Regions from separate parts of the Homo sapiens genome. Here region 1 is linked to region 2. Evidence: chromatin loops called from intact Hi-C (ENCODE). Cell type or tissue: pancreas. All regions are shown on one strand. Each heading gives the region's core, and the rest is flanking DNA. Links, peaks and the distances in the headings are about the cores only. Region 1 has its middle 66 kb from the start of RASSF10. Region 2 holds the start of RASSF10 (Ras association domain family member 10).

Region 1 (2,900 bases), core at 249-2,748, 66 kb after region 2:
TCTGGTGGGACTTTCCATCCCTCCCTGCACGTCATCCCCCTGCCCGCACCAGCATGTTCTTCTCGCCTGGTGATGTCACTGGCCTGGATGCATGTTGTGGCCAAAGCAATTGGCTCACATCAGGGCTCCAAGGTGGCATAGGAGGGAAATGGATGGGGATGGACGTCCTCCTGGTCTCACTTCAGAGAGATGATTACGGTGCAACAGAAGGTGAAGTAAGGCTTGGCACAGGGCACAATGGGGTGCTCAGGCCTCCCATTTTCTAGGTGCCACTAGGCCCTCAAAACCTCTTAAGTAACAAATGAACATGCAACCTTTGATAAACAATGTCACTAATAACAAACATAACACTTGTTAAACAAAATACTTATATGGTACTGTCTTCACTTATATGGTACTGCTTCACTGTTGTAAGCAGCCCACATGACTTTATCTGATTTAATCCTCATACAATCCTGTGGGGAAGGTTACTAGTTATGATTCCCATCTTACAGACAAGAAAACTAAGGCACAAGAGAGGTTAACTCACTTGCCTAAAGCAACACAGCTAGTAAGTGGTTAAGCCAAGATTTGGCTCCTGAGTCTGTGCTCTTGACCTCTATGTTATTTTGACAATTTGCTAGAGTCAGGCCTGCCATCCTGCCAAAAGGAGTGTCTTCCTGCAACCCCACACTTATGGTGATTGAGAAGTGGCTGCAGAATAGAGATTCTGCAGTGTGCAGCTACAGTGTGGGTCTAGAGAGCCCCAGATGTGCCCTCTTGGCCTCGCCTTGCATGTGCTGTTATTTAGTATTTCATCACTCTGAGTCCTCATACTATTTCTCAGTGAGGCTTTATTGTTCCCATTTTGTGGGTGAGCAAACTGAAACTCAGGAAGATTGCTGCAAGGCAATCCACAGCATTGCTGGGGTTTGAAACCAAGTCTGTCTATCCATAGAACCGGTGGCTTTTCCACTCCTCTAGAAGAAAGAGCTGGTTTGAGGGCAAAGTGAGGCCTTCTATCTGTCCCATCTCAGACATGTGATATCTAAAGCACCATTGAGGCACGCAAGCAGCCACACCTTGAGGGCAGCTCTAGAGAGCATGGAGCTGGAGATGGAGGTTAGGGAGTTGTCTGCCCTGGGTGATGGTTGAGTCTGCAAAGGAGAGATTAGGAATTGAAGAGAGTATAAAACAAGTCTTGGGGAAGGTTTGTTCACAGGTGATGAGTTAAAGAAGAAAGAGCAGAGGTTGGTTTGGGGGTTGGAGGACCGGGATAGTAAGCAGAAGAAACAGAGTAATAAGTCCTATTTGTAGATCAGTCCACAGTTCACAGCGCTTTATCATGTTCCTTTACTCTTACCACACATAAACACACACTTCCATCAGAACCCTCAGGATCCAGTGCTGGCAGCAGGCTAAGTGCTATCTATTGTTTGCACAAATTTCCAGATGGGAAAACTCAAAGAGGGCAAGCGACATGTTTCAGGTATAACAATGAATAAGCAGCACAACTGGTATGGGAATCTACGTGTCCCATGAAACTGCCTCCATGGTGATGGAGCCACAGAAGGAGAGGAAGGAGGAGGCATTGATTGAAGAGGAAATCTTCCTGAGAAAAAGCCACACATCTGGCCCACAGCAGCCTTGTAGCGGCAGGGTCAGTGGGAGTGAGTCCAAATGGAGGGGCAGTAGGAGTGGGAGGTGGGAAGGCAGCGAGGAGGTGGAAAAAGCTGGAATGGATGCCTTCTTAGAGAAACTGGCAAGAAAAGGGAGAATCAGGAGGCTGCTTCAATTCCTAACCTCTCCTTTACTTGCTGTCTCTTCTCCTGCTGACCCAACAATCACCCACAGCAGATGTGCCCTAAACTCCACCTCCAGCCCCATGCTTTCTAGAGCTGCCCACTAAGCTTGGCTGCTTGTGTGCCTCAGTGGTGTTTAGATCCCATGTGTTTGAGATGTGAGGCCCTCTGCCCTCATTTCCCCTCCCGCTCCCTCTCTGCCTGGTATCTCTCCCCGTCTGTCTCCTGCCCTGTCTCTCCCTCTCCTTTTTCCTCAGCACCAGTGACCCCCATCTCTGTGTTTCCACTTCTCCCTCTTTTCCATGGATTCTTTTCTTGCCAGAGTCCTTCATTGGTCTTGCCTCTTTTCCATTCTTCTCTTTTTTCTCCACCCAGCTATCTACATCTGGAAATCTAAGACACGTTTAGTGTCAGGTTTGCTCACCGAATAATGTTTTACACTACTTGTTTTTTTAATTTAAAAGGCAGGAGATCTGAAATGCTCTTCCTTTCTCTCTCACAAAGAAAAACGGTCTCTCTCCAAAAGGGAGGTGCTTTTAAAGTATCATCCTTGATGAGTTTCATGGGTGAACAAGTGGCTCTCAAGGGAAAAATGGCAGGCCCCTCATCTCTGTGTGAAGTGCCAGAGAGAGAAGAGAATTTCTGGATGGAGACAGGAGAAGGGAGGCCACTTTTCTTACTTTTGTTCCAAGTGAGACAGGCTCTCATAGGATCTTCTCTGTGATGAGATCACCCAGCTTGCCCAGCAAGGTGCTAAAAAATAATTGCCCTCGATGAAGACATACAAGTAAATCATTCTGCTTGGCAGAAAAAATTCAAGTGTGTTGGCAAAACATGCAGGCAAAGTGTCTTTCCAGCTGCTGATCTCTGAGGACAGCTGTGCTGTGACCTACCTAAGGCAGACCAGGCCAGGAGCTGCATAGCCCACCCTATGCAGCCCCCAGAGCCCCAACCTCAGTCTTGGAGGACAAAGGGAAGTGACTCTACAACTCCCCCATTCCCAGAAGCACACACTCGATGGGTGGGCATCAGACACCACCTCCTTGTGGGGGAGTTGCACAGCGTGGTGCTGTCATGGCAATGCCTCAACCTTTCCTTCACCCCCTACCCTCTCATTGC
Region 2 (2,900 bases), core at 294-2,793:
GAGGACACAGGACATTGTGTTGGGAATGTTTACTTGGCTGTGCCCTCCCACTAGACTGTGAACTCTTTGCAAGCCAGAACTGGCGATTAGTTCATTGTCAAATCCCTAGCGTAGGACCTGGAGCAGAGAGGTACTCAATAAATATTTGCTGAGTGAATCATTGAATGAACAAAAGTGCTTTAGCCAAGAGGCAATGGGGAGCCATCTAAGGTCTTGAAGAAAGGGAGTGAGCTTATTATTACACCTGTGCTCACAAGGACAAGTTCAGGGCAAACCTTGCACTCAGTGGACCATCCTCATCAGCAGTTAAGGATGAAACAAGTTCATTTGCATTGTGGCCTTGGGTTTCTTGCACTGTAAAGCTTGGCTGTTATCTCTTCTGGACCACATCTGAATATTAGAAAATGCCAGAAGCCTTCACAGTTTCCCCTTATGGAGGTGGAAAGCATAAAAATAGCTTGTGACTTGGGTCTGGGCCCTGAACTCCCACTAGAATGAGGAGCCCCTCTCCCAAAAAGGCTGTGGGAAGCTGAGGTGAAGGTGACGTGGAGACCCACTTACGTGACACTACAGGGAACGGGCAGCCGCCTCTGAAGGTCTGTCCCCCTCCAGCCCATACCGTTCCATGCCTGCACTTGCTCCCGGAGCACATTGCCGAATCTTGTTCTCCTTAGATATGCAAATATTGCTTCCTGTCGAGAAGGACTGGGAGGCCTTCCGCTTTAGAGGCAGCGCTTATAGCGCTAGCTGGTCGTGGAATGCGATTACAGCGTCTCCATTGGAGACCGCTGAGTGCCTCGGTTTCCCTGTCTGTGCAAAGTGCACTCCCCAGACGCCGCTGCCTCGAGGGACCAGGAAATGCGTCTGGGGGCGCCAGGAAAGATGAGAAGATAAAGTCACGATGCGTCCAGCTAGCTATAGACACAAGCAGAGGAGCCAGTAGGCCAAAGGAGACGCACAGCTGATCCGTGCCGAGGCGCGGGCTCCACTCCCTGAAGTGGAGGGACCCTTGAATCTTTCCTTGCGTAGGCGCGCGGCAGAGCAGCGATTTGGCGAAAAGGGCCGAGACTCAGGATGCCTGCAATGCGAGCGAGGGGCGGACAGGGCGCACGGGGCGCGGCAAGGCTGCGAGGGGCGGGCCTGGGCCCTGAGCCTCCTGCACTTCCAGCCACAGCTCTGGGCCTTGGGGGCGGGAAGGGGTGGAGCCACGTGGGGAGGAGCAAAACCCGGAGGTCCCGGGCACCTTGGGCAGAGCCAGAGCGGCGGGAGCCGGTCCTGGGCGCGTTGCCCCGGGAGCGCCCGTCGTCCGGGCAGAGCGCAGCCGCAACCGCGACCACAGCCGCAGTCGCTTTCCAGCCTGCCTTCGGTGCGCAGCGGGGGAACAGGGCTAGTGCAGCCGCCGGAGGGGGGCACGGGCTCCTCTCCCATCCCAGAGCTACTGGGCTGCCCTTGCTGTCCTCGCCGCCCCAGCAGACCCCGGCCGGACCTGCCACCTGCGCCCTGGTTGCGCCATGGATCCTTCGGAAAAGAAGATATCGGTGTGGATCTGCCAGGAAGAGAAGCTGGTGTCCGGCCTCTCCCGCCGCACCACTTGCTCCGACGTTGTGCGAGTGCTTTTGGAGGACGGCTGCCGGCGGCGACGGAGACAGCGGCGGAGCCGGCGGCTGGGGTCGGCCGGCGACCCGCATGGCCCGGGAGAGCTGCCCGAACCCCCGAACGAGGACGACGAGGACGACGACGAGGCGCTGCCGCAGGGCATGCTGTGCGGGCCCCCGCAGTGCTATTGCATCGTGGAGAAGTGGCGCGGCTTTGAGCGCATCCTCCCCAACAAGACGCGCATCTTGCGCCTCTGGGCTGCCTGGGGCGAAGAGCAAGAGAATGTGCGCTTCGTGCTAGTGCGCAGCGAGGCATCGCTGCCTAACGCCGGCCCCCGCAGCGCCGAGGCGCGCGTAGTGCTGAGCCGAGAGCGCCCCTGTCCGGCCCGCGGGGCCCCGGCGCGGCCCAGCCTGGCCATGACCCAGGAGAAACAGCGGCGAGTGGTGCGCAAGGCCTTTCGCAAACTGGCCAAGCTCAACCGGCGGCGCCAGCAGCAGACACCGTCGTCCTGTTCGTCCACTTCGTCGTCCACTGCCTCGTCCTGCTCTTCGTCGCCGCGGACCCACGAGAGCGCGTCGGTGGAGCGCATGGAGACGCTGGTGCATCTGGTGCTTTCCCAGGACCACACAATTCGCCAGCAGGTGCAGCGGCTCCACGAGCTGGACCGCGAGATCGATCACTACGAGGCCAAGGTGCACCTGGACCGCATGCGGCGTCACGGGGTCAACTACGTGCAGGACACTTACTTGGTTGGGGCAGGCATCGAGCTCGACGGGTCCAGACCGGGAGAGGAGCCAGAAGAGGTGGCGGCGGAGGCGGAGGAGGCGGCGGCGGCGCCCCCTCTAGCCGGCGAGGCGCAGGCGGCGGCGCTGGAGGAGCTGGCCCGGCGCTGCGACGACTTGCTGCGGCTTCAGGAGCAACGGGTTCAGCAGGAGGAGTTGCTGGAGCGCCTTTCAGCCGAGATTCAGGAGGAACTCAACCAGAGGTGGATGCGACGGCGCCAGGAGGAGCTGGCGGCGCGGGAGGAGCCCCTGGAGCCCGACGGTGGCCCCGACGGCGAGCTGCTGCTGGAGCAGGAACGGGTCAGGACGCAGCTCAGTACCAGCCTTTACATTGGGCTGCGGCTCAACACGGACCTAGAGGCCGTCAAGTCGGACTTGGATTACAGCCAGCAGCAATGGGACAGCAAGAAGCGCGAGCTACAGGGCCTTCTGCAAACTTTGCACACTTTGGAGCTGACGGTGGCACCGGATGGGGCTCCTGGCTCTGGCAGTCCCTCGCGGGAACCTGGGCCTCAAGCCTGC

The links. A loop is a pair of places that touch in the nucleus more often than their neighbours do. Peaks named below come from ENCODE experiments on the same cell type or tissue, not always from the same donor. Only the 100,000 strongest peaks of a DNase experiment are listed, where the experiment ranks them.
Region 1: it touches region 2 in a loop (2.4-fold over the local background); 3 of 110 quality-filtered maps call a loop at or near these places.

Annotation. Positions count from the first base shown.
Region 1 is chr11:13,073,772-13,076,671 of GRCh38, forward strand. No RefSeq gene overlaps it. Among named protein-coding and RNA genes, the nearest start is that of RASSF10, 66 kb to the left of the region's middle. RefSeq lists an enhancer at 1-575. In pancreas, for the core only: no CTCF peak of the experiment used is centred there; no DNase peak of the experiment used is centred there.
Region 2 is chr11:13,008,066-13,010,965 of GRCh38, forward strand. It overlaps RASSF10 (Ras association domain family member 10), which reads left to right and starts at 1,251. Exons shown (of 1, transcript NM_001080521.3): 1 at 1,251-2,900. The coding sequence starts at 1,512. It overlaps RASSF10-DT (RASSF10 divergent transcript), which reads right to left and starts at 1,051. Exons shown (of 4, transcript NR_187419.1): 1 at 562-1,051. In pancreas, for the core only: no CTCF peak of the experiment used is centred there; DNase peaks (open chromatin) are centred at 1,566, 1,886, 2,556 and 2,736; H3K4me3 peaks cover 554 bases; H3K27me3 peaks cover 372 bases.